Regions from separate parts of the Homo sapiens genome. Here region 1 is linked to region 2. Evidence: read pairs that join two places in POLR2A ChIA-PET (ENCODE). Cell type or tissue: A673. All regions are shown on one strand. Links, peaks and the distances in the headings refer to the core of each region. The heading gives the core; the rest is flanking DNA.

Evidence for each region. ChIA-PET counts read pairs that join two places held together with the same protein. Peaks named below come from ENCODE experiments on the same cell type or tissue, not always from the same donor. Only the 100,000 strongest peaks of a DNase experiment are listed, where the experiment ranks them.
Region 1: POLR2A ChIA-PET joins it to region 2 with 5 read pairs; 2 of 35 experiments call an interaction of 5 or more read pairs at or near these places.

Annotation. Positions count from the first base shown.
Region 1 is chr18:3,460,008-3,476,412 of GRCh38, forward strand. It overlaps GAPLINC (gastric adenocarcinoma associated, positive CD44 regulator, long intergenic non-coding RNA), which reads left to right and starts at 6,243. Exons shown (of 3, transcript NR_110429.1): 1 at 6,243-6,350; 2 at 7,120-7,289. It overlaps LOC105371965 (a long non-coding RNA gene), which reads right to left. Exons shown (of 3, transcript XR_935106.3): 3 at 1,837-2,447. RefSeq lists enhancers at 6,746-7,433, 9,131-9,921. In A673, for the core only: no CTCF peak of the experiment used is centred there; no DNase peak of the experiment used is centred there.
Region 2 is chr18:3,825,304-3,841,708 of GRCh38, forward strand. The region is part of intron 4 of DLGAP1 (DLG associated protein 1); the gene reads right to left. Among named protein-coding and RNA genes, the nearest start is that of DLGAP1-AS3, 45 kb to the right of the region's middle. In A673, for the core only: no CTCF peak of the experiment used is centred there; DNase peaks (open chromatin) are centred at 7,108, 7,658 and 8,008; H3K4me3 peaks cover 761 bases; H3K27ac peaks cover 5,000 bases.

The DNA of each region.
Region 1 (16,405 bases), core at 4,347-9,346, 370 kb before region 2:
ATAGCATATAGTTTGGGTCTTGCTTTTTTATTTAGTCTAATGATCTCTGCCTTTTACTTAGCATTTGTCAATTTACATTTACTGTAATTATTGATATGTTTAGATTGAGTTTACCATTTGGCTTTTTTCTTTGCTCCTCTTTTCCTGCCTTCTTTCAGGTTGAATATTTTTATTATATATCATTATATCATTATTATTATATATTATATATCATATATTAAGATATATGAGAATATCAGCATTCTCATATATATAATGTCTTTTTCTCTGATTTTGTTTTAATTTCTCTTTTTAAAAAAGTATTCTTTTTTTTTTTTTTTTTTTGAGACGGGGTCTCGCTCTGTCACCCAGGCTGGAGTGCAGTGGCGTGATCTTGGCTCACTGCAACCTCCACCTCCTGGGTTCAAGGGATTCTTGTGACTCAGCCTCCCAAGTAGCTGAGATTACAGGCATGCACCACCATGCCAGGCTAATTTTTTTGTATTTTTAGTAGAGATGGGATTTCGCCATGTTGCCCAGGTTGGTCTTGAACTCCTGGCCTCAAGTGAATTGCCCTCCTCAGACTCCCAAAGTGCTGGGGTTACAGATGTGAGCCACCAAGCCTGGCCTATTTTTATAGATTTAGGGGGTACAAGTACAGTTTTGTGTTTTAATTTTTCTATTGGTTTATAAACTATACACCATATTTTTAAAATGGTTCTTCTAGGTATTACAGCATACATCTTTGACCTACTACCATCCACTTAGGGTTAATATGATACAGCTTCATAAAATACAGAACCTTGGAACAGTATAGTTCCATTCACCCTCTCCTCTCTTCCTTGGTTTTTCACATATATTACAGCTACATACATAATAAACGCAACAGTACGATGCTATCATTTTCACTTAAAACAAGCGTCATTTAAATGATTAAGAGAAAAAAGAATGTATCTTTTATATTTGCCAAACATTGACCATTTCTGATGTTCTTCATTGTCTCCTATAGATTTGAGTGACATCTGAGGTCTTTCCTTTTCAGCTTGAATGATTTCTTTGAGAACTGTAGTCCAGTGACAAGTTTAGGCTCATTGAAACGCTTTGAAAATGAGTTCATGGAAAATGACTTTATTTCACTTTAATCTTTGAAGGATCATTTCACTGATGGGGAATTCTGGGTTGATAGCTTTTTTTCTTACAGCACTTGGCAGGCATTTATTGTCTTTTGGCCTCCATTGTTTCTGATGAGACATCAGCTGTCATTTGTATCATTCTCATAAATATAATGTCTTTCTCTGGCTGTCTTATTTTTGAATTTCAGCAGTGTCACTAAAATATGCCTAGGTATGGTTTGTTTGTACTTATTTAGCTGGGGGTTCATTGAACTTTTGGATCTGTAAATCTATTTTTTTTATTTATTTTAAAATCAAACTTGGGGAAATTTTGGCCATTTTTTCCATTTATTTCTTGCTTTCCTGTCTCAGAACTCCAGCAAATTTACATTAGATCACTTGAGGTTGTCCTGTATGTCTCTGAAGCTCTTTTCTTCAGTCTTGTTTCTGTTTTAGATTGAATAATTTGTATAATTTATTTGCAATTCACTAACTCTTCTGCTGTCTTCAGTCTGCTCATGAACGTATCCAGTGGACTTTCATTATAGTACTAGTATTTTTCACATGTAAAATTTCCACTTGGTTCTTTAGTATTCCTAATTCTCTGAGATTCCTCATTACTAATTATGAATATATATCCTTATAAGCATTTATAATAGCTGCCTTAAATACTTGTTTGCTAATTGTAACATGTCCTAATCAGAATCAGTTTCCATTGATTATATTTCACTTCTGTATGGGGTCATTTTTTTTTTTTGCTTGTCTAGTGATTTTTTATTACATGCTGGACAGTATGGATGGTACATTAATAAAGACTACGGATTTGGCTACATTCCTCAGAATAGTTAACTTTTGTCCTCAAGCAGCTCATTCGCCTGAACTGAAACTTCAAACCATCCTGTAATGGATAGCAGCCGAAGTCTCTGATTAGTTTTCAGCTTCCGGCTGCTGCCTTTCAATGGGCCCACTGGCGTCTCCCCTGCTGCACAAACCAACTAGGGATTTGAACAAAATTTCTGTTCAGAGGTTGAGATTTGCTCCTTCTTCAGTTCCCCTCTTTCCAGAATTCTTCTCCTAACTTTCTTAACTTTTGCTCTGCTCTGCCCACCCCATTTCTGTCCTTGACATCTCAAGCCACTGAAGATGCAGCTTTCTGCCACCCCTAACCTTCTGAAGAATGAGGACTGCCTTCAGGCAAAAGGTGCAAACTTGTACATCTTGAAGTTCTCTTCTTTTAGGGGAAGACGACCCTCCAGTTTATGCTTTTGGTTACTCTTCAGGCCTTCAACTAGCTTTTTGTTTGTTTAACTTTTTGTTCATTCACACTTCATGATTGTTAACCTGGAGGGAATTAGTCTGAAAAAGGAAAAAAAAAATCCACTATTACTAGAAACTAGAATTTTACTATAGTTACTTTGAAACTCCAAATCAGTGGTTCTCAAACTTAACTGAACACTGGAATCACCTAGAAAGCTAAAAAAAAACAAACAAAAAACAAAACAAAACAAACAAAAAAAACTGTGGCCTCGAGTTGGGAATTTTTAGAAGATCTCTTAGTGATTCCAATGCATAGACAAGATTGAGAACCATTGCCTTAAATAATTCTTTAAATCAGCCATTGTTTCTGTCCTTATCCAGAACATGGGGAGTTGACCGTTCTTTTTCCAGACCTAAAAACAAAACAAAACAAAAATTGTTTCTGTAGTCTTTTTTGTTTGGACAGAAGGACTGAAAATTAGAGTCTTACAGAAATGTAATTTGTCTTACAGAAATATAATTTGCTGTAGAATTATTTTGTCACCCAGGTCAGCTTGTTCAATTAGAGTTTAGCATAAATTTGATATTTGGTACTATATACACATAGCTCATACCATATGTAAAGCTAAGCCTCTGAGTGATAGACCCCAAAACTTACTGCAGGAATACAAAATATTCATTTGTATTCAATCAAAAAGTAAAATTTATCTCTGGAAACTGGCCAGAGAGCAAAAAGCAATGTTTAGAGATCAGTTTTAGGTCTCATTCAGCTCATTAACAGGAGAATGTGTCAAGTCTTAACCTCCAAAAATCGTGACCTCTAATTAAAAACAGGCTATGTTCTGGGCTGAGTTTTATGATTCAGAGGCTGAAAAGAGAGACATTCAACAAATGCTTTGTGGCTGAAAGAAGAGCAGTAACTTAGGGTTGATGGTTACAATAGCACAGCTGGCAAAGAAAGGAAGCATGAGAAATCAATGAATAAAAATAATAAGTAGTACAGAGATTTAACTAAATATCAAGGAAACGGGGTTTTTGAATGAAATGTGTTATAGACATCAATAGAATGTGCAACCTTTGAAGCACACTGTGGGTGACTTAGAAAGGAAACCAAATCCAATGATGGAAATTTACTCAGGTTTAGAAGGAACATATTTATAGACAAATATTTAACATAGAGGTAAGGAAAATAAAACCATGGAGGGATTTCAGAAGATAAATTGTTACTCTAGGAAGTGTCAGCTTGTTTTGTTTTTTAAAAATATTCCAAACTATTTTCCTTTTTTTTTTTCCTGAGACAGGGTCTCATTCTGTCACCCAGGCTGGAGTGCAGTGGCTCAATCTCGGCTCACTGCAACCTCCACCTCCCAGGTTCAAGTGACTTTCCTGCCTCAGCCTCCCAAGTAGCTGGAATTACAGGCGTGTGCCACCACGTCCCACTCTTTTTTTGTATTTTTAGTAGACACAGGGTTTCACCATGTTGGCTAGTCTGGTCTTGAACTCCTCCTGACCTCAAATGATCCACCCGCCTTGGCCTCCCAAAGTGTTGGGATTACAGGCGTGAGCCACCGTGCCCAGCCTCCAAATTATTTTCTTTATAAAGAAAATTACTGAAACTTGAACATATTCTTATTTGATCAGATCATTCTAACTTATGATCTTAGGACAAATTCAATTCTCCTATCTTGTCTCAAATTTTTGCTAATATATATTTTAATACTCTAAAGGCATAAATTATCTCCATATAAATTGTAATGTGAGGATAAGGCTTTCAGAGACTGTAAATAGGTTGAAATGCAACAAAAGGTACACATTTAAATTTTTACATATGCCTCTTTTAAAAAATTATCCTGTTTAACAAGTCAAAACAACTTTTTGACTGTTACCTAGTCTGATTATTAATGTTTTATTGCTTTTAATTTCTTTCCAATGATTTTCAGGGATTTTTTGGTGGTGGTGGTTATTGTTTTGAGAATGGATCTTGCTGTGCCACCCAGGCTGGAATGCAGTGATGTGGTCATAGCTCATTGCAGTCTTGAACTCCTGGGCTCAAATGATCCTCCTGCCTCAGCCTCCTGAGTACCTAGGACTACAGGTGAGCTCCACCAGGCCTAGCTTTTAAAATTTTATAGAGATGAAGTCTCGCTGTGTTGCTCAGGCTGGTCCCAAACTCCTGAGCTCAAGCAATCCTTCTGCCTCGGCTTCCCAAAGTGCTGGGATTACAAGTGTGAGCCACTGTGCCTAGCCTGATTTTCATTTTGAAATTTGATTTACTTGAATGATTCTGTGAAAAGCCCAAGTGTATTACATTAGTCAACATCTTTTCCCAGCTGAGCGTGGGGGCTTACCAGTCTGGGCAGCATAGCGAGATCTTGTCTCTACAAAAAAATTAAAAATTAGCCAGGCATGGTGGTGTGCACCTTTAGTCCCAACTACTTGGGAGGCTGAGGCAGGAGGATTGCTAGAGCCCAGGAGTTTGAGGCTGCAGTGAGCCGTGGTTGCGCCACTGCACTCCAGCATGGGCAACAGAGCAAGGCACTGTCTCAAAAAAAAAACCAAAACATTGGCCGGGTGCTGTGGCTCACGCCTGTAATCCCAGCACTTGGGGAGGCCGAGGCCAGCGGATCACGAGGTCAGGAGATCGAGACCATCCTGGTTAACACGGTGAAACCCCATCTCTACTAAAAATACAAAAAATTAGCCGGGCGTGGTAGCGGGCACCTGTAGTCCCAGCTACTCGGGAGGCTGAGGCAGGAGAATGGCGTGAACCTGGGAGGCAGAGCTTGCAGTGAGCCGAGATCGCGCCACTGCACTCCAGCCTGGGCGACAGAGCGAGACTCTGTCTCAAAACAAAACAAAACAAAACAAAACGAACAAAACATTTTTTCCCCTAGCCTGCTTGTACAATAAATCTACACAATCTAGAACATCATTTATTTTAAATTCTCTAATTAACAGCTTGATTCAGTCATTTCACAATGTATACACATATCAAAACACCATGTTGTATACCATAAATATATACTTTTGTTAATTGAAAAAATAAAAGTAAGAAACTTAAACAAAAAAATAGCCCAGCCAGGCGTGATGGCTCACATCTGTAATCCCAGGGCTTTGAGAGGCCAAGGTGGGCAGATCACTTGAGGCTAGGAGTTCGAGACCAGCCTGGCCAACATGGTGAAACCCCATCTCTACTAAAAATACAAAGATTAGCAGAGCATGGTGGTGCATGCCTGTAATCCCAGCTACTTGGGAGGCTGAAGCAGGAGGATCGCCTGGACTTGGGAGGCGGAGGTTGCAGTGAGAGGAGATCACGCCACTGCATTCCAGCCTGGGCAAGAATGAGACTCCATCTCAAAAACAAATAGATAAATAACAATAGCTCTTTCCATTATAGTGTTATTTTCTGGTATCATCTGTAAACCCAGTATTGAAGTGAAAGTGTTGGATTAATTTGAGAAGGAAAAGATGTACTTATCAAACACCTTATATTAAATTATTATCTATTATATTATTATTGTATTTGTTGAATACCACATATACATATTTAGTCCTCACAACCCTAATGGGACGTGTTATTCCCATTGTGTAGCTGAGGAAACTGACACTCTTCAAAGTTCAGCTTGTCTGTGGTTACCAGCTGTAATGGGGCCCCCAGTCATGGGGTGATTCTGTTTGCTCACACTCTTTCCACACCCTATCCCCGAAATGAAACAACTTGGAACTGTCTCCATTTTTATTATACTGTTCAATAAAAATTTGGGGGTTGCTTTGGCAGATAATCATATGCAAGCTCTATTTTCCAAATATCTCAACTTATTTTTCTGCTCTCTCGAATTCCTCCCTCCCCTCCCCCATTCCATTTCCTTGTGACCACATCTGCTTCTTGGAGAGACTTGCAGGATCTGACACATCCTCTTGGTTTCCTAAGTCTTATGACTAGCCAATGCCTGAAATAATGAACTCCTCCAAGGCAAGAAATCTGTTTTGAAGCTTCTCTGCGTAAGTATTAACACTTAATCTATTATTCGATGCATTTCATTTCCCTTTGTAGGTATCGGTTTTCTGAGCCTGCAGCCTTAGGCTAGTACCTTTTTTTTTTTTTTTAAGTTAGTTTCTGTTTTTTATTTGAGCTCTGTTAGAATCTTTAGATCTATCCAGTGGCTATAGTTTACTCTGTGCTGCGCCTTTCTGCTTTCTCTCTGCAAAAATTATGGCTTTTTAGCTATATTTCCCCAAACAGAGGTGAGGTACTGCTCTTATACAAATACTTGAAGTTATAAATCCCACCTGCATTAAAAGGAAAGTGAAGATTTATGACAATGCCTTCCCATTCTTCTCTTTCAACCCCAAAACCTCCACCATTTTTGAAACAAGGCAAGTTCTTTAGGGCTGGAGGTCTTCAATGGTATACACCATGAGGTAAAGATCAGCTTTAAAATAAATACGTACCTCCAAGGGAAGAAAATTGAACAGGCCATTCATTACTTTTCCTTCAGAAAGCTAAGGTACAACAGGAATAAACTTAACTTGTGAAGGTTTTATGAAAGGATTGCCACCTCCTGCCTTGATGAAAAGATTAACCTGATTTGGTGAAATATGCTGCTATTTGCAGGCAGGTGCTGGCCTGATTCACCAACTCTGTGTTAATTTGAGCCTGCAGAGGTACCTTTGATCAGCTCTCAGAGCCTCAGCAGTGGCTCAGGAAACATCAAAACGCTGTAGAGCAGGCTCTAATCTCAGCCTTCCTGTTTCTATGCTTGCTCACTAGGTTCACACACAGCAGCCTGGTTTCCTGGAAGGGCATTTTCCACATTGTGCGTTATGGATGATCATCCCAGGCATCAGGTGTGAAGCCCTGCATCCACATCCAGGGGCTATCAAATCTCTCTGCAAAAGGAGAAGCTGGACTCAGGCACGTTTACAGTGATGTGTATGCAGGTATATGTAAATTAATGCCTGCGTCTAATGCTGGAAGTAACAACAATTCAGTTCCGGGGAACTCTGTTGTCGTAATGCAGCTGCTAAGTGCAACATATTCTGTCCATGAAGTTGACACCTGGATAACAGGTTTGGGTGATAGTAACTGAGGCTTTGGCAGTGGATTGAGAACTCTGAGCTAGAAACATAATGGCAGTACCCTTTACTAAGCCAGGGTGGTAGGTCAGATAGCATGGGTATTTTTTCGAAAAGTTGAGCTCTTACCCTTTTTTTTTTTTGAGACAAGGTTTCACTTGTCCAGGCTGGACAATCATAGTTCACAGCAGCCTCACCATCCCAGGCTCAAGTGATCCTCCCACCTCAGCCTCCTGAGTAGCTGGGACTACAGGTGCACACCACCACACTTGGCTAATTTAAAAAAAAAAAAATGTACAGGCTGGGCGCAGTGGCTCACGCTTGTTATCCCAGCACTTTGGGAGGCCAAGGCATGGGGATCACCTGAGGTCGGGAGTTCAAGACCAGCCTGACCAACATAGAGAAACCCCATCTCTACTAAAAATACAAAATCAGCCAGGTGTGGTGGTGCGTGCCTGTGATCTCAGCTACTCGGGAGACTGAGGCAGGAGAATTGCTTGAACCCGGAAGGCAGAGGTTGCAGTGAGCCGATATCGCATCATGCACTCCAGCCTGGGCAACAAAAGCGAAACTCCGTCTCAAAAAAAAAATTTTTGTACAGACAGGGTCTCTCTATGTTGCCGGGGCTAGTCTCAAACTCCTGGGCTCAAGTGATCCTCCCGCCTCAGCCTCCCAAAGTGCTGGGATTATAGGCATGAGCCATTGCCCTTGGCCTCTCATCCTTTTTACTCTCAATGACAGGTTCATACTTGCCCTTGGGCTTTATTTCCCTTTCCAGGCACATTTCCCTTAACTCTGCTCCAGAGTCTTACACTCCCATGTTTGGAATTTTAAAAAATTGATGCATTTTTTACATTGCATTGGGAGATATTTTAGAACCACTGGGGAGCTGGGCGCGGTGACTGACATCTGTAATTCCAGCACTCTAGGAGGCTGATGCTGGTGGATTACTTGAGGTCAGGAGTTCAAGACCAGCCTGGCCAACATAGCGAAACCCTGTCTCTACTAAAAATACAAAAATTAGCCAGGCATGGTATCGCATGCCTGTAGTTCCAGCTACGCATCAGTAGGAGGCTGAGGAATGAGAATCACTTGTACCTGGGAGGCGGAGGTTGCAGCGAGCTGAATTTGTGCCATGGCACTCCAGCCTGCACAACAGTGAGACTTTGTCTCAAAAAAAAAACACTAAGGAAACAGGGGAAAGAGAATTGAACTTCTGTAGCTGCTCAAGTCATTTGGCATCTCTAAATCTGGGCTTCTTCATCTCTCGTTATATAAAAAAACAGATACCTAAATTTCAAGGTTGTTGAGGATTAAATGAGGTAACAATGTAGAACCTCTTTAGAGTTTTAGAGCAAAGCTGATTGACCTACAAATCCATGTTATTGTTGGATCTTAGATGAGCAAATCTACCTGGCTCAGGTTCTGACTCCGGTTTCCACTTGCCGCCTGGGAGGTGACTGTCCCCAAGTCCGCCTCTGAGGTGGTCCTGCTGGGTCCTGGCCTCGCCTATTTCCCACACCTCTCGTCTGCCTTTCTCCAGTTTCTTACAACAGCAGCAGTAAAGTTCCCTTCCCCCGATCCTTAATGCTGTCTTTACTTCTCTCCTATGATGTTATACAAGGAAGTAGTGTGAGGGCTTCAGGCGGGGGCTGTAGGCTGGAGATAGTGGTGGCTGTTGTAGTGCTGATGAGGTCATCATCATCCCTGAAACCAAGCTGCGTGATTTTTTTTTTTACCACTGGCATCATTCCTATAATGCAGAAAACAACACCAGGTCTTTTTTTTTTTTTTTTTTTTTTGAGACCGAGTCTCTCCCTGTCACCCAGGCTGGAGTGCAATGGCGCAATCTCGGCTCACTGCAACCTCCACCTCCTGGGTTCAAGTGATTCTCCTGCCTCAGCCTCCCGAGTAGCTGGGATTACAGGCGTGTGCCACCACGCCCAGCTAATGTTTTGTATCTTTAGTAGAGACGGGGTTTCACCATGTTGGCCAGGCTGGTCTCAAACTCCTGACCTTGTGATCCACCCGCCTCGGCCTCCCAAAGTGCTGGGATTACAGGCGTGAGCCACCGCACCTGGCCCAACACCGGTTCTTTATTACTAAAGGGCTAACCACTCAGAGCCTCCAATTTGCTTTCTCCTTCTCCCTCTGGGCTCACGTAAGTAGAACACTCTGAAGAAGCCTCAATCTGCTTTTTGTGATTTCGATATGCAGTAACCCAAGCTGCCCCCGATACAGAAGGAAGAGAACTGAGCTTAGCTCCAGAAGACCTAACTATGACACTAGGCCAGCATAATACTAGCTGGGTGGCTAGGAGTAAACTAACTTCTTTGAGCTAGTTTTCTTGTCAGTAAAGCATAGAGTTGGATTAGATGATATCTTTAGCCTCTGAAATCTCTAACTTTCTAAGGACATAAATAATACATATAGATCTAGTAACAGTGTAGGCTATTTGAAATCAGTGAAAGTTCCATAAGATACCTCTCATCCTAAGCCTAGGTGAAAGGTTTGCCATAGAAGAAAATGCAAATAAAAAGTTCAGTAGAGGGCATCTCAGAATGATGAAATGATTGGTTTCTTTGGGCAAAACCATCAATAGGGTGATTTGAAACTTTCGGGATGACATTTCTGTCCAGAGAAAAGGACAGTCAGCCAGGCACGGTGGCTTGGCTCATGCCTGCAATCCCAGTACTTTGGGAGGCCAAGACCGATGGATCACTTGATGCTAGGAGTTTGAGACCAGCCTTGCCAACATGATGAAACCCCATCTCTACTAAACATACAAAAATTAGCCAAGCATGGTGGCCTATGCCTGGTGGCCTATGCTTGTAATACCAGCTATTCGGGAGGCCGAGGCAGAAGAATCGCTTGAACCTGGGAGGTAGAGGTTACAGTAAGCTGAGATCGCACCACTGCACTCCAGCCTGGGAGACAGAGTGAGACTCCATCCCAAAAAAAGAAAAAGAAAATAACAGTCTGGTCTAAGGGTTTGTTTTAGTCGAAGTAATAGGAATTGATGTGAAGAGGAAGCATCCCCTGATGCCAGGGCAGATGGTGGAGAGCAGAACACCAGGGTGGTACAGGGCAGAAGAGGGAGGGTGAACAGAAAGGGGTGGAGGAGACAGAGGCAGGAAGAGAGGGGGCATCATGGCCTGGTGGGTGGAGCCAGGCCAGCCCTGCTAAGACCAAGGGTGATGTTCTTCATCGGAAGAAGAAGGTGAGAAGACCTCAGGGAGCCTCAAGGACCTCCAAGGATGGAAAACCTGGCATTGATTAGGAAAATGACTGTGATTGTATCAATGTACACTTAGTTGAGAAGTCAAGGAGCATTTGGAAACTGAGAGAAAAGAGCCTTGTTACTTCAAGGAATAAAAATGTGTAACGTGCAGTCAGGACATAGTGCTTTTAAAACTGAGCTGTCCTTTCAGAGCAGCTGGGCAAGTGTTGGCTTTAATATTAAGCACATTTGGCCAGGCACAGTGGCTCACATCTGTAATCCCAGCACTTTGGGAAGCAGAGGTGGGCAGATCACTTGAGGCCAGGAGTTCGAGACCAGCCTGACCAACATGGTGAAAGCCCGTCTCTACTAAAAATACAAAAATTAGCTGTATGTCGTGATGCGTGCCTGTAATCCCAGCTACTTGGGAGGCTGAGGCAGGATAATCGCTTGAACCCGGGAGGCGGAGGTTGCAATGAGCTGAGATTGTGCCACTGCATTCCAGCCTAGGCAACAGAGCAAGATTCTGTCTCAAAAAATAAAAATAAAAAAATAAAAATTAAGCACATAGGGTAAGTCTTATTTGAGAGAGAGCTGCAGCTATGCAAGGCAGAATACTTTGAGTTCAGGACTGCCTTAGGCAAACGTGGAGAGGGACCAGGTGTGCAGTGAAGCGGGCAGGTATGAGTAGAGGACTCCGAAGCCTTTGAAATAGACCCAAGATCCCCAGCTCTGGTTGTGCACCTGAATCTTCTGGCAGTGGTTTTCCAATGCAGGTGTCTAAGCTCAGCCCTGGGCCAGCTCTGGAATTCACAGGGCCCAGGGCAAAGTACATATATATAGCCCCTCCCAAAAACACAAAAAACAGTATCATTAAAGGTACTCAAATGTCTTTTTCCTCTCTGCCAACTTGTCTTGGTGTTTTCTGTTTGCTATTTAAAATTGTTTTAAGTAGAGATAAACTACAATTTAAAATTATTCACATGAATTTTTACCACTTGGCTTTACATTGTGCAGTAGCAGTTTTCAATGGGAAAGATAAGCGCATTTAACTTAGAATCACCTAAGTTACACACTTTCTATTTCATTGCTTATGCATAGATATATGTTTTATTTTTACTAGAACAGGGGAAACACTACATACAAGTAACTAAGATTTTTTTCCTTTACTTTTTTTTTTTTTGAGATGGAGTCTTGCTCTGTCATCCAGGCTGGAGTGTAGTGGTGGGATATGGGCTCACTGCAACCTCCGTCTCCCAGGTTCAAGTGATTCTCCTGCCTCAACCTCCTGAGTAGCTGGGATTACTGATGTGTGCCACCAAGCCTGGCTAATTTTGTACGTTTAGTACAGATGGGGTTTCGCCATCTGGCCAGGCTGGTCTTGAACTCCTGAACTCAAGGTATCTGCCCACCTCGGCCTCCCAAACTGCTAGGATTACAAGCGTGAGCAACTGTGCAGGGCCTCTTCACTTCTTCTCTTATGAGATGGGGTCTTGCTCTGTTGCCTAGTGCAGTGGTGCCATCATAGCTCACTGCAGCCTTGAACTCTTGGACTCAAGTGATCCTTCTGCCTCAGCCTCTTGAGTAGCTAGGACCACAGGCATGCTCCATCAAGCCCCACTAATTTTTTGTAATTTTTGTAGAGATGGGGTCTCGCTATGTTGCCCAGGCTGGTCTCAAATTCCTGGGCTCAGGTGATCCTCCCAACTCGGCTTCCCAGGGTGCTGGGATTACAGGTGTGAGCCACTGCACTGGCTTTTTTTTCACTTCTTAATATGCTCGTATCCTACCATCACTCTACCTTTGGCTTAGTAAGGAAGGACTGAAAGGAAAAGGAACTGAGGGGTACCTTCTCTTTCCCTGTCTTTGTATGTCATTGTTTTCAGCATCAGTGTTTGGCTAATACAAGTGCACCTTGTACTAGCCTTGTATTGTGCTTTGTGTTACTGCACTTTCCAGATACCACATATTTTACAAATGAAGGTTGGTGGCAACCCTGTGTCAAGCAAGTCTGTCGGCACCGTTTTTCCAGTAGCATATGCTCACTTCTGGTCTCTGTCACATTTTTGGTAACTGTCACAGTATTTCAAACTTTTTCATGACTTTTATACCTGTTAGGGTAATCTGTGACCAGTAATTTTATTTATTTATTATTATTATTTTTTTAACGGAGTCTCACTCTGTCGCCCAGGCTGGAATGCAGGGATGCGATCTCGGCTCAATGCAACCTCTGCCGCCCAGGATTCAAGCGATTCTCCTGCCTCAGCTTCTTGAGTATCTGGGATTACAGGCACCTGCCACCACGCCTGACTAATTTTTGTAGTTTTAGTAGAGCCAGGGTTTCACCATCTTGGCCAGGCTGGTCTTGAACTCCTGACCTCGTGATCCACCCACCTTGTCTTCCCAAAGTGCTGCGATTACAGGCGTGAGCCACCGTGCCCGGCTGACCAGTATCTTTCATGTTACTATTGTAATTGTTTGGGGTCACCACGAACCGCACACATATAAGACAATGAACTTAATCAATAAACGTGTGTGTTCTGATTGCTCCACTGACTGGCTGTTCCCTCATCTCTGTCCCTCTCCTCGGGTCTCCCTATTCCGGGGGATAAAATGATATTGGAATTAGGCCAATTTATAACTATAATCACCCAGAAGAGTTCAAGTGAAAGGAAGTCAGAGGTCTTTCACTTTCAGTCAAAAGCAAGAAATGATTAAGCTTAGTGAGGAAGACATGCTGAAAGCTGAGACAGACCAAAAGCTGGGTCTCTTGTGCCAACTAGTTAGCCAAGTTGTGAATGCAAAGGAAATGGTTTTATTTTGTTTGTTTGTTTGTTTTTGAGACGGAGTCTCACTCTGTTGCCCAGGCTGGAGTGCAATGGCATGATCTCAGCTCACTGCAACCTCTGTCTCCCGTGGTTCAAGCAATTCTCCCTGCCTCAGCCTCCCAAGTAGCTGGAATTACAGGCCCTCGCCACCAAGCCCAGCTAATTTTTTCTATTTTTAGTAGAGATGGGATTTCGCCACATTGGCCAGGCTGGTCTCGAAATCCTGACCTCAGGCGATCCGCCTGCCTCCGCCTCCCAAAGTGCTGGGATTACAGGCGTGAGCCACTGTGCCTGGCCAAATGTTCTTGAAAGAAATTAAAAGTGCTACTCCAATGAACATACAAGTGGTAAGAAAGCAAAACAGCCCTATTGCTGATATGGAGAAAGTTTGAATGGTTTGGATAAAGATCAAACCAGCCACAGCATTCCCTTATGCCAAAGCCTAATCCAGAGCAAGGTCTTAATTCTCTTCAGTTCTGTGAAGGAAGCTGCAGAAGAAAAAGGTGAAAGAGGTGAGGAAGCTGCAGAAGAAAACCTGGAAGTTAGCAGAGCTTGATCCAGAGGTTTAAGGAAAGAAGCCATCTCCATAACATAAAAGTGCAAGGTGAAGCAGCAAGTGCTGATGGGGAAGCTGCAGCAAGTCATCCAGAAGATCTTGCTAAGGTAATTGATGAAGGTGGCTACATTCAATAACAGATTTTCAATGTAGACAAAACAGCTTTCTACTAGTAGAAGATGCCATCTAGACCTTTAATAGCTGGAGAAGAGAAGTCAATGTCTGGCTTTAAGCTTTAAGAGACAGGTTGACTCTCTTATTAGGGGCTACTGCAGCAGGTGATTTTAAGTTGAAACCAATGCTCACTTACTATTCTAAAAATCCTTGAGTCCTTAAGAATTATGTTGAATCTACTCTTCCTGTGCTCTACAGATGGAACAATACAGCCTGGATGACAGCATATCTGTTTACATCATGGTTTGCTGAATTTTTTTTTTTTTTTTGAGACGGAGTCTCACTCTGTCACCCAGGCTGGAGTGCAGTGGCACAATCTCGGCTCGCTGCAACCTCCTCCTCCTGGGTTCACGCCATTCTTTTGCCTCAGCCTCCTACAGCTGGGACTACAGGTGTCTGCCACCACGCCTGGCTAAATTTTTGCGTTTTTAGTGGAGACGGGATTTCACTGTGTTAGCCAGGATGGTCTCAATCTCCTGACCTTGTGATCCGCCCGCCTCGGCCTCCCAAAGTGCTGGGATTACAGGCGTGAGCTGAATATTTTAAGCCCACTGTTGAGATCTACTGCTCAGAAAAAAAAATTCCTTCCAAAATATTACTGCTTATTGGCAATGAAGCTAGTCGCCCAAGAGCTCTGATGGAGATGTACAAGAAGATGAATGTTGTTTTCATGCCTACAAACATAATATCCATTTGGCAGCTCATGGGTCAAGGAGTCATTTCAACTTGCAAGTCTTATTATTTGAGAAACACAATTTGTAAGGTTAGAGCTACCATAGTGATTCCTCTGATGGATCTGGGCAAAGTCAACTGAAAACCTTCTGGAAAGAATTCACCACTCTAGATGCCATTAGGAACATTTATGATTCATGGGAGGAGGTCAAGATATCAACATTAACAGGAATTTGGAAGATTCCAATTCTCATGGGTAACTTTGAGGGGCTCAAGACTTCAATGGAGGAAGTCACTGCAGATGTGCTGCAAATAGCAAGATAATTAGAATTCGAAGTGGAGCCTGAACATGTGGTGGAATTGCTGCAATCTCATGATCACATGTGAATGGATCAGGAGCTGTTTCTTAAGGATGAGCAAAGAAAGTGGTTTCTTGAGATGGAATCTACTCCTGATGAAGATGCTGTGAATGCTGTTGACAACAAAAGGCTGGGCATGGTGGCTCACTCCAGTAATCTCAGCACTTTGGGAGGCCAAGGCGGGTGGATCACCTGAGGTCAGGAGTTTGAGACCAGCCTGGCCAACATGGGGCCAAACTGGGGGCGTACTACCTATATATGTTTATTTATAAGTTCTATCCATATACTGCTGTATAGTCTCATTTTATGAAACCCCATCTCTACTAAAAATACAAAAATTAGCTGGCTGTGGTGGCAGGCGCTTGTAATCCCAGCTACTCGGAAGGCTGAGGCAGGAGAATCGCTTGAACCAGGAAGGTGGAGGTTGCAGTGAGCTGAGATCACACCACTGCACTCCAGCGTGGGTGACAAGAGTGAAACTCCGTCTCAAAAAAAAAAAACACCAAAAAACAAAGGATTTAGAATATTCTGGAAGCTTAGTTGATTGATAAAACAGTGGCAGGGTTTGAAAGAATTGACTCTGTATTAGTCAATTTCACACTGCTGATAAAGACATACGCGAGACTGGGTAATTTATAAATAAAAAGAATTTTTTTTTTTTTTTGGAGACAGAGTCTCAGTCTGTTGCTGAGGCTGGAGTGCAGCGGCACTGTGTCGGCTCACTGCAACCTCTGTCTCCTGGGTTCAAGCAATTCTCCTGCCTCAGCCACCCGAGTAGCTGGGATAACAGGCGTCCACCACCATGCCCGGCTAGTTTTTATATTTTTAGTAGAAACGGGGTTTCACCATGTTGGCCAGGCTGGTCTTGAACTCCTGACCTCAGGTGATCCGCCCGCCTTGGCCTCCCAAAATGCTGGGATTACAGGCGTGAGCCACCGCGCCCGGCCGGTTTTTGTTTGTTTGTTTGTTTGAGATGGAGTCTTGCTCTTGTTGCTCAGGCTGTGTGCAATGGCACGATCTTGGCTCACTGCAACCTCCACATCCCGGATTGAAGCAATTCTCCTGCCTCAGCCTCCCGAGTAGCTGGGATTACAGGCATGTGCCACCACACCCGGCTAACTTTTTATATTTCTATTAGAGATGGGGTTTCACCATGTTGGCCAGGCTGGTCT
Region 2 (16,405 bases), core at 5,118-10,117:
TCAACACATATTTATTGAGTATATACAGTCATCCTATGGTATCTGTGGGGGACTGGTTCCAGGATACCAAAATCCGTGGATGCTTAACTTCCTGATATAAAATGGTGTAGTATTTGCATATAACCTATGCATTATCTTCCCATATACTTTAAATCATCTCTACATTCCTTGTAATACCAAATACAATGCCTGCACATCACTTCATTTGTGTGGATTCAACATAGTACTCAGGGTTCAGCAAATTCAAGTTTTGTTTTGTGCAATTTTGTGGATTTTTTTTCCAAATATTTTTGACCCATGGTTGGTTAAATCCACAGATGCAGAACTGATGGATACATAGAGAGGACTGTATCATGAAACAGGTGCTATTTTAGGTACTGGGGATACCGCAATTCACAGGCAGAGAAAAAAATCTCCGTTCCTCAAAGAACTAAAAATAGAACTACCATTTGACCCAGCAATCATAGTACTGAGTATATATAGGAAAATAAAGCACTCTACCAAAAATACACCTGCACTCACATGTTGATCACAGCCCTATTAAACTATACTAAAGTCATGGAATCAACCTAGGTGCTCATCAATCGTAGGTTGGATAAAGAAAATGTGGTACATATACACTATGGAATACTATGCAGCCATAAAAAAAGAACAAAATCATGTCCTTTGCAGCAACACAAATGCAGCTGGAAGCCATTATCCTAAATGAATTCATGCAGAAACGGAAAACCAAATACTGCCTGTTCTCACTTGTAAGTGGGAGCTAAACGATGACTACACACAGACATAAAGATGGCAACAGTAGACACTGAGGACTCCAAAAGAGGGGATGGTGAAGGGCAAGGGTTGAAAAACTATCTACTGAGTACTATGTTCATTATTTGGATGATGAGTTCAATAGAAGCCCAAATCTCAGTGTTATGCAATCTATCCACGTAACAAGCCTGCACATGTATGCCCTGAATCTAAAGTTAAAAAATAAAGCTCTGCTGTCATGAGGAAGGGAAAGGACAGACACTAATAAAATGGGCAAAATGTATGTTAGGCAATGATACGTACTATGGAAAAATGAAAGCAGGAAAGGGGGAAGACTGTGTGGAGGAGAGGTGGGTGGTGGGATAGGCATGTTAATAGTGGCATCATCGCAGGCTACATTAAGAGACCTCTAGGTACCGACTGACTGGAGTCAGGGACTCTGCCCTGGGGTCTGGTGGCAGAGTGCTCAAGGCACAAAGAAGCACAGATGAGAAAGTCCTGAAGAAAGGGCAGGACTGCCATGCACACAGCGGGAGGCCAGGTGAGTGGAGTGGAGTGAGAGGTGGCAGAAGGTGAGGACAGTGATTTGGGGAGTGTGGGGGTCCATTTCAGGAGGCTTTACAGGCTGTGGTAAGGGCTGTGGCATGTACTTGGGGTGAGATGGGAGTAGAATGGAGGCTTTGATGAGATACAGACACATTCTAGTTCAAGAGAATCACGCAGGTTGCTAAGTTGAGAATGGCTCAAGGGCAACAAGAGTAGAATCAGAGACCCTTGGAGGCTCATGCAATAACCTAGATTGTAGCTAAAGGGGAGGAGCCAGGGCAGAGCAGCGGTGGAGGGAGAAGATAGGGCCAAGAGGTTTGCTAACGATGATCTGGATGTGTGGACTGAGAAACAGTAGTTAAGGGCGACTCCAAGGTTTTTGACCTGATCAGCTGGAAGGACTGAATTCCCATTAGCTGAGATGACAAGGCCTAAAGAAGGAGTAGACTCAGGATGGAAATTAGGAGTTCAGTTTGGGATGTAGGAAGTTTGAAATGCCCATGGGTCATCTAAGCAGAGATGTTGAATAGGGTAGCTTACTATCTAAGACTGGGGCTTCAGGGTGGCTGCAAACATCCCTGTGGGCATACACCTGGGACTTAGAGCTCTGAGAATGAAGGAGGTGACCTAAGGAGTGAGTGTTGGTAGAAGAGAGAAATGGTCCAAGAGCCATGTCCACTCAGCATTGCTCCACCCTTAGAAGTTTGGAGCTAAGAAACCACAAACTAGGCAGGCTTAAAACGATCAACAAAGGGTGTGTTGTCGGTCCTGGAAGCTGAGTGAAAAAAGTTTTTCAAAGAGAAAGGAGTAACGTACTGTCACATTGACTTCTTCCCGTGATCTTAATCCCATGGGACACTAAGTCAGCAACGTTAATTTTATCTCTTAGTCTCAGTTGCCATAGACAAAGGATTCTGCTGTTCATGAATAGCTTTATCTTCCCAGCAAGATGCAAACTTCTTGAGAGCAAGGCTTTTGTTTTCTTCTTTTTCTCTCTCTCTCTACAGCAGTGGCTTTTAAATAGCTTTTGGCTACATCTCACAGCAAGAAATACATCTTACTTTGGAAACCAGTATAAGCACGTATACAAGTGAAAGACAGAGAGAAATACTTAACCTTTTGGCATGCCACACACTGTCTTTATTTTCATTCTCTTCTGTTGTATTCTATTTAATTAAAAATAATGGTGTTTGTGACCCATTAAATTGATTTCACTACCACTAATTAGTTGCTACCATTGCTTAGAAAAGCACTACTGTTAGAGTGTCTGCCACAGTGCTCTGCCACATTCATTATTAATCAGAGAGACACTGTTATTCATCTTCATTCCTTCTCAAGTACCTTCTATAAAGCAAGTACTTAATAGATGCTTGCCAAATGAATAGTTTTGAGACCCTAAAGTAATACTTCTTGAATTGGGCTCCTTGGTCTTTAGTTACCTTTACTTTTACTGATTGTACTTCTGTACTGATTGTAGTCGTGTAGAAGAATATTTCTTAAAACCTCTGTGTCTTCAGAATAAACACAGACCTGCATGTCTTTTTAAAGAGGTCCCTGTGTAGCCAAGAGTCAGACAAAACACCAGCCAGGGTTGGAGATGACAGCCCAGATGAAGTGAGTCCATCATCTGGGTTATCACATGTGCAAAGTTAGGGCAAGAATCCTGAAGTTTGAATGCTTTTTCATGTTCTTGTACATCAGCCTCTGGGGGCCAGGGGCAGTGGTGTTCAAAACATTTTTAAAAACAAGACAGGCCAGGCACAGTGGCTCACGCCTGTAATCCCAACACGTTGGGAGGCTGAGGCGGGAGGCTTGCTTGAGCCCAGGTGTTTGAGATCAGCCTGGGCAACAGAGCAAGACCTCATTTCAACAAACTATTTAAATATTAGTTGGGTGTGGAGGCATGTGCCTGTAGTCCTAGCTACTTGGGAGGCTGAGGTGAGAGGATCTCCTGAGCCTAGGAGCTGAAGGCTCCAGTGAGTTGTGATCAGGCCACTGCACTCCAGCCTGGGTGACAGAGCAAGACTCTATCTCAAAAAAAAAAAAAAAAAAAAAAAAGGACAAAAAGACAAAACAAAACCTTTAAAAAAAAAACTTTCAAGAACAATCCCATCTTTTTATTATAATTTACATAGTATTCAATGTCAATATGAAATATTGATTATTTAAAAATGGGAGTAGAAATCTTTCATTAAATATCTATGACCCAAAGTCGATGGAGCTGGGAAAATCATTAGTACTAACAATGTCTTAGAATTTTGAAATGCCCAACTACAGAAATGATATATAATTTAACCCAGACATTTCATTTAAAGAATCTTTAAAATAAGAGCCAGGTACATGGTAAAGTCCTCAATAAATGTTAGCTAATGTTTAAATCCTTCTCTATAGAGAATGCTTATAAAAGTGGCACTGAAGAAAATAAAATATTTTTCCACCATGTAATTCTTACTTAGGTAGTTTTTCACTTATAAGGAAGGAGGATGGTGCAATGAATACAGTACATCAGGTCAACCTGAGTTCAAATCTGACTCTACTTAGACCAGACATGTGATTTTGGCCTAATTACCTGAACATCTTTTAACTTCAGGTTTTCAAACATAAAGTGAGGACAGCAATACCTACTTCAGAGACTGACTATAAAGATAGAGATGATATAAAGTAACATATGACATGCTAACTCATTCAAAGTGTATTTGTAGGTTGCTTTTTCATATAGTAATCATGTTTAAATAACGGTTAAGTTCCCACATGGTGCAAACCCTTAAAGCTTGTTTCATTCATGATAGAGCTGACCCTTAATGGATTGTGCAATAGATCCAAGACTCTCTGAGCTTGGGGGTGGGAGGGGGTGGAGGGTGGGGAAGGTTAGTACACTTGGGGGAATCTCTAGAGGCCTGTGTATAGGGGACTGTGGATCAGTCAGGGTTCTCAGAAGAGAACAGGAAAAAAAAAGATTTATTTTAGAGATGACTGTGGTGAGTAGCAAGTCTGAAATCCACAGGGTGGTCTGGCAGGCTGGAAACTCAGGCTGGAGTTGATTCTGCAGTCTTGAGACAGAATCTTGTCAATAAAACCTCAATTTTTGGTCATAAGGCCTTTCAACTGATTGGTTGAGGCCCATCCACATTATGGAGGGTAATCTTCTTTACATAAAGTCTACTGATTATAGATTTTAACCACGTGTATACAATTACTTTACTGCAACACCTAGATTAGGGTTTGATTGGGCACTGGGTACTCTAAACTCAGCAGGTGGCTGCACAGAACTAACCATATAGACAGGAATTCGGGTGGGCAGCTTCTGAGGCAGTGGGAGGGAGACTTGATGGGCAGACAGGGCCGCTGCAGTGCTTATTGATATTCAGATTCTCTTCAGCTGTGAGCTGCATATGCTCCGTTCATTTTCTGAGGAACTATGGTTTGGGTCAAAGACGTGAGTGTAAAGACCATCTCCTCACTGGTTGTTCAGGAGACCCACAAAGGCCATGTAAGCAAAGTGAGACTCTTACTGGCTCTGTACCAGCACCTAGCAAGGTGCCTGGCATGTCAATTTCATTGACAATGTTCTTTAAGGGCAAAAGAGTCATTCATGGAATTTTTATTTCTTGTTGACAAATGAACAGGAAAATCTACAGTCACCTGAAACATCCCACCATGGTAAATAAACAGGAAATTGGCCAGGCGTGGTGGCTCACACCTGTAATCCCAGCACTTTGGGAGGCTGAGGTGGGCGGATCACGATGTCAGGAGTTCAAGACCAGCCTGGCTAACATGGTGAAACCCCATCTCTATTAAAGATACAAAAAATTAGCCGGGTGTGGTGGCACATGCCTGCAATCCCAGCTACTCGGGAGGCTGGGGGCAGAAGAATACCTTGAACCCGGGAGGCGGAGGTTGCAGGGAGCCGAGATCTTGCCATTGCACTCCAGCCTGGGAACCAGGGCAAGACTCTGTCTCAAAAATAAATAAATAAACAGGAAATTTATAGACTCATCTTTTATTTAAGCCCTTTGTATTCTGAAAGACAAAGAATTCCATAATGCCCGGCCTTGATAAAACAAATATAGAGCTAACCTTAAAAAAATCAAGATTTACTGTAGCAACTTGCACATACTACTAATGTAACACTGATCACATTGTTTTAAAACCATTTGTTTATAGATCAGTCTCACCCACCAATCTGTAAGCAACTTGAGAGGAGGGATGATGTCATTTGTCTGGCAGAGACCAATATTCATTCCTATAATTCTAGTTCTAAGCAGAGTATAAAAGAAAACAACATATTGTAAAGTAAAAGTGCTCATGAAATCTCTAATTACATCACTCAGGTTGTACCTATTTTATTCAACTGAGAAATAAAGTATGGACACCTTTCATCCCAGATTTTCCTCTACCAAGGGCAGGGAAGAAACCTCGCAATGGTTGTGGGCAAACAGGGATCATGGAGGAACACATCTCCGTGCACGAAGTTGCTGGTGCATGTGTGTAGAGGGGGTATGAATGACCAGTATCCAGAAGAGAGGCTCTTTTGGCATCCAAGGAGCTGCAGTTGGATGTTGCTGTGGAGATATTTGGGGAAGCAAGGCCACAACCCCCAGCAGGGTCAACTGAACTCTACTAGGCCCAGAGAGACCCATCACCAGATCATGGCAGGACGAGTCAAACAGAATCTGAAGACTGTCATCTCACCCTGTGTATTCCAAAGCACATTTTATGGATCACCAATCCTTTTTTTTTTAATACTTTAAGTTCTGTGATGCATGTGCAGAACATGCAGGTTTGTTGGATCACCAGTCCTTAGAAATGTTCTGTGAAATGTGGTTCCAAGAGGGTTTGGGAGATGCTTTATACTGTATTGTTCTCTTAAAGAGTTTCCATCCATATGAGCATCTTAAAGATTCTAGGATGTCTGCCAATATAGAATTCTGAATACAGTACTCAGTTTCTCAAATTCAACTCCTTTTCTTCACATTAATATCTATTCAAATCATCCTTTGGGAAATGTCAGCTTCTTCACATACAAACAAAGAAATTGACATCCAGAATGTAAATTACAGCTTATATGGCTAATAAGTGGCAGAACTGGGTTAGAATTCAGATCTCCTTTGGCCCATTGCACTTTCCCAGTTCATCACACTGCAACTATTTATCTCACCACTGAACTCTTCATGAATACCTTTCAACAAATTCTGTGAAACTGTTTTGATCTCCCTATATCAACATGTAGAAGACAAACATGAAGGAATGGCTACTGTGTATAGGAGGGACTCAGCCTTTGGAAACTTCATATTTTGTGTCAAGCCTGTGCCAGGATATGTTTCATTCAAGTTATCAGTGCAAATGAGAGGTGGTAATAGAGACATGTAAGTGACATGGATCTATACAAATAGGTTTGGGTCACATCTTGTATTTTACACCAAGAACCTAGATCATGCCAACCTTTTGATGGTAAAAACTGTAATGAGAGAAGAATGCTTCGTCAAGATAATAAATGATTACCTTTGCATATAGAAATAACCAGAACCCATGCATGCACACTCCATTATTCCTTCTGTCTCCCGACATTGACTGGAATTCAGTCTTTAGTATCCTCTCTCTGTCACACACACATGAACGCACAAGCACACTTCATATTCAGTGATGATGTTTTTCCTATTACAAAAACTGTGAACTACCCATGGACAGTAATAATGCAGATATATTTCATTTGAGAAAGGCTTTCTTTTGTCATTTTCTTTCTTTACCTTTTTGGTGATGAGTCAAGCTGACCTGCTGGGTGAGATGGTTCAGATATTCATGCTTCCTCCTAGTAACGATGCTGGCTTTCTGCAATTCAAATGACCCACTACAGCTGCACGAGTAGGCACTTAGCCACCTACTCCAGTTAGTAATTATTCGTTTAGACTAAAAAATTCTGAATCAATAGAAAAACATTGAATTAAGCCTCATTTTTGATATCTCATTTGACAAAGGAATCATGTTATTTTTCCTTGCAGTGGATTTAGATAAACATCCAGAAAAAAAAAATGTTTTGTGTTGGAACGGCCACAGAGAACCTTCTTTTTTTTTTTTTCCCAGGAGGGAACATAATTCTAAGTCAGGAAAAATAATTTATGTGGCTTCCTAGTTTCTGCCCAAACCAGCCATATGCTCTCAATATTACTGGAAGAAGTCTGAAACAGAAAATACAAAGTAGGGGCAAGAAGGCCCTTGTGGGGGATGCAGGGGTGGAAAACGGGAGGCAGCTTAGGTGCCCCCCCCATCACTGAGGCAGAGGAGTGAGAGCACCTTTCTCCTTTGTACACCCACTTGTCTGTCAACTTTCCTCCTTCCATTTGAGGCTGCTCCTGGATGTAAATTTTGACCTGCTTTCAGTTGTAATAAATACATGAGGCATAGAAGTAAGAGAAGCTCAAATAGCTTTCTAAAGGAGAATCTCATAAATAACAGTAGCTTTTGTTGTGCCCTATTACATTGGTGGTGTAATTTTCTTTTTTCTTTAATTTTCTATGAATTATAAGATTCCTTCCTTCCTTCCTTCCTTCCTTCCTTCCTTCCTTCCTTCCTTCCTTCCTTCCTTCCTTCCTTCCTTCCTTCCTTCCTTCCTTCCTTCCTTCCTTCCTTCCTTCCTCCTTGTTTTTTTTTGACAGGGTCTCACTTTCTCCCCCAGGCTGGAGTGCAGTGGTGCAATCACAGCTCACTGCAGCCTCGATCTTTCAGGCTCAAGCAATCCTTCCACTTCAGCCTCCTGAGTAGCTAGAACCACAGGCACATGCCACCACGCCCAGTTAATTTTTGTATTTTTGGTAGAGATGGGGTTTTGCCATGTTGCCCAGGCTTGTCTCAAACTCCTGACCCTCAAGTGATCTGCCCGCCTCAGCCTCCCAAAGTGCTGGGATTACAGGTGTGAGCCACCGCATCTGGACTGTTTTGTTTTGATTTACTAAACAGCTTTTATTTTTCTCTTCTGTTACACAGAAACAAACAAAAAGATAATTATTTTGTTTGGGAGGCATTTGGGTATCATGAAATATTTAAATCAGAGATTTCTAGCACGTGTGATCAATGAAAATAGAGGGAAACTAGGACTTCTGAACTGATTTCCTTTTGGAGCATTCTCATAGATGAATCTACAAGGATACAATGATTTGTCTGAATGATAAATTTACCTGAATAATTTATCTGAATGATAAAATTTTGATACCTTTATTAAGATACTTGAAGGTGTTGGTTTACAAAAGATTAAGTACCACAGTGTAAAAATTCTATTGTTGCATTAATTTGATTAGCAATGAAAAACTCAGAATCCATTTCTAAAGAAGTTGATAATACAAATAAAACATTTACCTAAAGACTGACTATACACAAATAATTTCTGCAATTTATCCAACTCATAAATTGGTATAGAGATTTATGGGCCGGGCGTGGTGGTTCACACCTGTGATCCCAGCACTTTGGGAGGCCGAGGCGGGTGGATCATGAGGTCAGGAGATCCAGACTATCCTGGCTAACACGGTGAAACTCCGTCTCTACTAAAAATACAAAAAATTAGCCGGGTGTGGTGGCGGGCACCTGTAGTCCCAGCTACTCAGGAGGCTGAGGCAGGAGACTGGCGTGAACCCAGGAGGCGGAGCTTGCAGTGAGCCGAGATCGCGCCACTGCACTCCAGCCTGGGAGATAGAGCAAGACTCTGTCTCAAAAAAAAAAAAAAAAAAAAAAAAAGATTTATGTAATAGATGATTAATCATAGCACTGGTTGTAAAAGCAAAATGCATGGTAGTGAATACTGTTCCCCAATATGTATTGCTAATATACTAGTTCTTTAACATGTGATGTTAATATAGTACAAAGTAGCTTCATTAAAGAAAGAGTTTTGATTTGATTCAATCCTGTGTTCCCGGTGTCTGGAAGTGAGCTTGGCACACAGTAGATGAGCATTAAACATTTGCCAAATGAATGGACACTCCATATAATCAAATATATGTACATAGGTGAATGTGTACGTACACATATACATATTTGTATGTTTGACTATATGTAGAAAATAGCAGAAGGCGAATGTTAAAATGGTAACAGTGATGGCTGCCTTTGGTTAAATAAGACTGGAACACGGTGGGGGAGGGAGCTTTTACTTTTAACCCTGTATCAATCTGTACTATTTGAATTTTTTTCACAATTAGCATATGTAACTTTTATTAAAAAATGAATTCTGTGAAAGAACCCCAAATGTACGACCACTGGAGATCTGCATTTTAGAATTTGTGTTGTCTTTACATTATCTCACCTTAAAGATACAACTCCATTATGTACACGATAACCTAAGGAACAGGCTTTGACTGGAAATTGATGAAACTTGGACCACAGAATCAGAAATTAGAATCTTCAAAGAATCGTCATTACAGATTATATTTTGCTTTTCCATTTCTTCAGCTTCAACCAGAATTTTATATTCAAAGTTAAGAAAATTTACATGTAACTGTATGCAAAAACCCATATGGCCTGTGTCAGTCTGTACCACTTATTTTCAATGAGATAAAATAGCTTATTTAAACTTTGAATTTTCCCATTGGGTTTAGATGATTTAGCTGTTTATCCAGCAGCCCTATACTTAAAAATAGATGAGATGACATTTGTGGGTTCTTTAAAAAAATACCCTTTGGAGAAAGAAGCAGAACACTAATGCCATATTTACCATTTACATTATATAAGAATGGCAAGTTTTTATAGAATGAGTGCTTCATAGAAAATATCCTCCTTTCTGGCCAGGCGTGGTGGCTCACGCCTGTAATCCCAGCACTTTGGGAGGCTGAGGGGGCAGATCATGAAGTCAGGAGATCAAGACCATCCTGGGTAACACGGTGAAACCCTGTCTCTACTAAAAACACAAAAAATTAGCTGGGCGTGGTGGCGCGCGACTGTAGTTCCAGCTACTTGGGAGGCTGAGGCAGGAGAATCGCTTGAATCTGGGAAGTGGAAGTTGCGGTGAGCCAAGATCGCGTCATTGCACTCCAGTGTGGCAACAGAGCAAGGCTCCGTCTCAAAAAAAAAAAAAAAAAGAAAATATCCTCCTTTCTAACATAAAAGCTATAGCTCTTCTGTAACCAGTCACAATCATTGCATATATGAGGGCATCCCACATAAGTTTCATTATTTGATGATTATAATTAATTTAATGGAAACATAAACATGGTTGGAAAGTTTCCAATAATAGCATAGGAAGATTTTTCTCTCCCTTCTCCCTTCCAATTATGTAGTGCCTCCCCGCCATCGCCATCATTCTTTTATCAATTATTTATTGTGTGTCTGCTATGTGGGAGGCACAGTTGTTATAAAACAAATATAAAGTTGATGTTGACTATATTTAACTTGACCTTATATACCTATTTAATAATTATAGCAACCTGCCAAAAATGAGAAGTGATTAATATTAGCCCTAAACCTGCTGTCATACGATTCCACAGAGTTCAAGATAAGAATTAACATAAGTTAAGCTGAAAATATACTGTCACCTGAAATTGCAAACTGGGTAGGTATACAGGAGAACGATAGTCAATTAAAGTATGAAATATTCAAATCAGTGTTCCAATCTTGGTAGCATTGCTGATGGCAAAGGATGATGACACCAGGAGGAAATGAAAGCAAACACATCACTTTCCTACTCAGAATAGTACACCTATCTTAGGATCTTACTGATTTTATTTATTAAAAAAATACACTTTAGGAGAAAAGTGCATTTATCGGGTAATATGAAAGAGGAAATGAGGTCTGTGTGAGGGCATGGGTATATGCCATCACTATGCAACATTTTAATCTTCAGTTTTTATAGGAGTTTCCTCTGAGCACTCATCAAAGGTAATGGGATTAGATTTTTTTTCTTCCTTTGTCAAATGTTTTCCTCACCCTGAATACTGTCACACACGTCGCAGGTGGATGAGATTTGTCCACTGAGGAGGAATTGCACTTTTCGACCCTCCTAGGATGTGACTTGAATACCTGGCTTGTTCCATGTTGGGCTTGCCACCTGCTCCTGCTCTGAGGTAGCCGCTGACCTAAAGGCATCGCAAGGGTGGTGAGGTGAAGAGGGAGCAAGTGTTCTCAGCCACACATTTTTCCATCTCCCCTCAGAATCCACCTCTCAGAGGTAGCCTAAGTGGCCCTCCTACCGGATGCGTTGTTTTATCACGACTGCAGCTTTCTTTTCTTAGATTCTGCCAATGCTTTTAATGGGCTGGTCCCCTGCGAAGAGCAGGGATTTTGTGTTTTCTTTTGAAGAGCGTGGTAGATTTCTGAGCACCCTGTGGCAGTCTGTAAAAGTGATAAATACAAATGATGAACAATGAAGCAGGCTCTTGAGTTCTGGGGCTGGCTACAGGAGAACTCAGAACGAGGGAAAAAAATAAATCAATTTCTAACACAAAGGCAAGATTTAGCCTCTCATTAGATCCAACTGCTACATGTAAAGAAGTTTGTTAAGAAAATGGCACAGGGATTTTGTGAGGTGGAGCCAAGCCTGCGAAATAGGCTTTCAAGATGTGTTTTCTATCTTCCTTCCAATTTTGGGTGCTATGATGTAACAGGATTTTGAAATCCAAGCATATGTTATTTTCTTTCTTCTTTTCCTTTTATGTTTAAACCTCCATTATGATGAATTAGCTTTCCTTCCTCAATAATTTAGAGTTTATTTTCTATAAAAAGGAAGCATTTAGAAATGTGATATTAGGCATATGGCCCCCTTTCAGATCCTTCCAGTTCTATTTGTATATGGTTTTAGACTCAGCTGTAAATATATTAATTTATGCAGCAATGGATATTATAAATCCTACACTTTATATAGATGTAGGCTCTTTCTTTTCATAAACAAAACTTGAAACAATACTAAATTTTTAAAAAGATAGACATAATTGATAATTTCACTTTGAGAAAGCAAAGTAACCCAGATTGTAAATGTTATGGACAAAGGCTGGGCGCAGTGGCTCATGCCTGTAATTCTAGCACTTCGGGAGGCCGAGGTTGGTAGATTGCCTGAGCTCGGGAGTTTGAGACCAGCCTGGGCAACATGGTGAAACCCCGTCTCTACTAAAAATACAAAAAAAATTAGCTGGGCGTGGTGGTGTGTGCCTGTAAAGCCAGCTATTTGGGGGGCTAAGGCACGAGAATTGCTTGAACCTGGGAGACGGAGGTTGCAGTGAGCCAAGATCAAGCCACTGCACTCCAGCCTGGGCGACAGAGTGAGATTCTGTCAAAAAAAAAAAAAAAAAAAAAAAAAAAAAAAAGTCAGGGACAAGGATAAATGCAAATTGTACACATTTCTCTCTCTTGATTTTATGATAGTTTGGAAAAGAACCATTTTTTAAAAACCAGTATATTACTAATGGATGGCATCTAATGTCTTAGTAATTAAAAAAAATATAGATTGGGATGGAGCCACAGAATTCAACAATGGGGAGAAGAGAGAAATAGAAGGCAGAGACAATTTTAGAATAATAGTCAACTGTCTGTGGAAAAAGGGGAGCTTCAGTTAGTGAATGAAAGAATTGAGTTTTCCTGATGTTTTCATCTAAGATTACCCTCATACCACATGCACAGGGCTTGATCATAAAGTATTTGAAGTTAGTAAAAATGTAACTAGTCCAGTTGAGCTAAGGAAATATCAAAATGTCAATTGTTCTTTCCCAAGTTTAGTCAAGCTAATCAGATTCTTTCAGTTGTTAAGAAATATTCTGTTGTATGGTTTATGTGTAAATATGACTAGAAATTCTCAGCAGTGGTAAAGCATCGTAACTGGGCATGGTTGCTACACATATTTGTATCTCTGATAGTGCCTGGCATTGTCCCTTGCATACACAAAAAGTTCAAAACTACATGCTTAAAAGTGAAGGATTTCACTCTCCCCTGAAAGCACTCTATTTGATAGAGAGCAGCACTCTTTTGTGCTTACAGCAATGAGTAAACTCTTAGAGCCAGGTTGTGAACTGCTTGTTGTGGATATATGCTGTAGACATTTAATCACTTGATAACTCATTAGTGATATATTTAATTCATCTAAGATGATTTATGTTTCAAATGTGAACATGATGCTTTACCATTACTTTTACTATTTAATAAAAAGATAATTGTTGCATCCATTTATAAATTTTGCATTAAACATGACACATTTATCTTTTCAAAGAAAATAATTGTTAATCTTAGAAAATTTTCCTCAAATGTGCAATACACCAGGCAAAAACCAAACTCTGGTTTTACTGTACTTGAAAATAAATTAGCATGCATTTCACATGGTATTTTGTTATTCTCCTTTCATAGCCTGCTTTGGTTAAAAAAAAATCATGTCATAAAAGAGATGGCAAATTAGATCTGGGAGTGAAGAAAACTTGTTCCTAAATTTTATCTTAGATATTGAACTACTAAATAGATGATAATGAAATTAATGTCTATTTCATGCATGAAGCAGCTCTATTACGTGCTTTTATAATTTCTTGCTTTTGAGAGGTTAAGGTGGAAGGGCTTATTTTCTTTAGACACTGATCCTGGGATTCATGAACTTCATTATTCTCTTTATCTTATGATAACTATGCCCACAGGGTACAATTAATGAATTAATTCATCAATCCACTCATTCACATTTATCGAATGCTTCCTGTGTGCCAAGCACTGTGCGAGTAGAAACCACAAGAATCAATAAAATCAATAGACTTATATTTGTCTCTAGGGGGTCTACTGTCTATTGGGGGACAGGTAGAATTATTGGAGGGGAGGGAGCAACAAGCCCTCAAACTTGGTGTCAGCAAAGTGTGAAAATCACTAGAAAATCCACACGTAGGCATTGGTAGCATGGGAGCTAGTTTAAGGAGGTTATACTTGTCTTGGGACTTGAGTGATGGGAAAGACTTTGGCAACTGGGCAAAGAGAAGAGAGGAGGGCAGTACAGAAGTGGGAACAGAAACATGAGCACATAAACAGGCACTATATATACTCATGGGAAGCAGCAAGCTTCACTTCGGACCTAGGGCCTCTCAGGGTACTGCTAGAAACAGATTCTGTTGAAGGTATTCAGCTTGTGCTAATAGTCTGTACTTGTTTTAAAGACCCAGGAGGTCTTTTTCAGAATGTATTTTCTTGAACAGCCTCTTTCTATCACCAACATGGCACTGAGAACAATAGAAAACAGCTCCTTTTGTTTCTGGGACACACCTCCTCTTTTCTAAGATTCATGCCTGGTTGCCCAGGGAAATTCCTCAAACCAGCCTTTATTCTGAGCTGATCACTCTCTTCTGAACAGGACATTCCGCCATCTGCTCAGACACCCTGGCTGTCAGCCCCACCCTGAATCACCAGGCATCACCTCCCTTCTCAAGGAGACCTCACTTCTCTTTATGTCTAAAGCCCCACAAATGGCTTTACTCCTTCAAAACCCTCTCTTTCTAGACTTCCTCTAGCGCCAGCGTTGCAATTCCTCTGACCACGTATTTAGGCACACATATAATATTTAGAGGGCCTCTCTACTCCACATTTAACCCTGTAATATCATCTTTTTTATATTAACATCTTATTCCTCTTTATCAGCTCATTTGGAGCCATGTTTCATTTCCCAAAATATCACCACTATATTCTTTTGGCTGTTGCATCAAATTACCATAAACCCAGTGGCTTAAAAAATCTCATATTTAATCTCTTACAGTTGTGGAGGCCAGAAGTCCAAAATAGTTTCACTGAGCTGAAACCAAGATAGCAGAGCTGGGCGTCCTCTGGAGGCTCGAGGGGAGAATCCATTTCCCTGCCTTTTCCCCTTGTCCCATGGTCCCTTTCTCCATCTTCACAACCAAGAGCAAAGCATCTTCAAATCTCTCTCCGCTTCCACGGCCACATAGTCTCCCTCTGCTTCCTTCTTAAAAGAACACTTGTGATTACATTTAGAGCCCACCCAGATAATCCAAGACAATCTCCCACCTTAAGATCCTTAATGTAATCACATCTGCAAAGTCATCTTTTCCACATAAGGTAACATCCTCAGTTTCCTGAGATTAGAGTGTGGCCCCATCTGGAGCCTCTATTCCACTAACTACGACCACCCACACTAACACCATTGTTAATCGAGTACTTACTCTGTGCCAGGCATTATTTTATGATAGGCACCATCATTATCTCCATTTTACAGATGAAGCAGTTGAGGCACAGAAAGCTTTAGTAATTTAGTAAAGTCATATAGACAGAGAAGTGGTAGAAAGAGCATTCAAATCTAGGTCTGTTCAACTGGAAAGCTGTCACTCATTCACGGAACACCCTGTTGCCTCTCACATTTTCCAGCTGACTGTGTGCGTCTGTGTTCTGGTTTGAATTAAAGGAACCTAAAAACTCTCATGGTCAACACAAAATGGAAAATTTCCCAGAAACTGCACATGTCTCTTCTCTAGCTGTACTTGTAGATATTTCTTCCACAAAGAGCATAGCTAATTAACTGGTTAAGTGGTAACAAGTAGCAGTTTGCTTCCCCAGTGAAATACCAGTGGAAGCCCCCCTAAGTAGTCTGACATCAGGCTACGGTTGAAGAACATGAAGGGCCAACTGAGTTCAGGCAAAGTGCTATGGAAACAGTAATCACAGAGCAGGTCCAGGAAAATAATGCCTGTTTAAAAGGACAATGGAAATGAAACAGAAATGTAAGGCCCAGCTACTTTCTCTGTAGAGAAAGTGAGAAAGGCTGAAAACTCCTGTAGACATAAGGCTTGAAGAAGAAAGCTTGAGAATAAAGAATACAGCACAAAGGGAAGTACTTTCAGTTTAATTTAAGGGAAAAATACACTCAGGGCTGACTATTGGAGATCAGAAGGCAAATGAACACTGGCAGGCAGTGAGAAATTAAGGATTTAAAAAATGATCCTTATACATTTTTAAGAATAAACTTTTTCTTTTATTCTAAGGAGGCAGTAAATCACGTGGAAAATAGAAAGAACTGGTCCCTGGAGTCAAACAGACTGAGGGTCCCATTCCTTAATATCAGCATCATACATGACAACTTGAGCCTCAGTTCTTTCATTTACAAAATGGGAACAACAACACGAAGATTAAGGAAATTATATGAACCACCTTAGCACAGTACTTT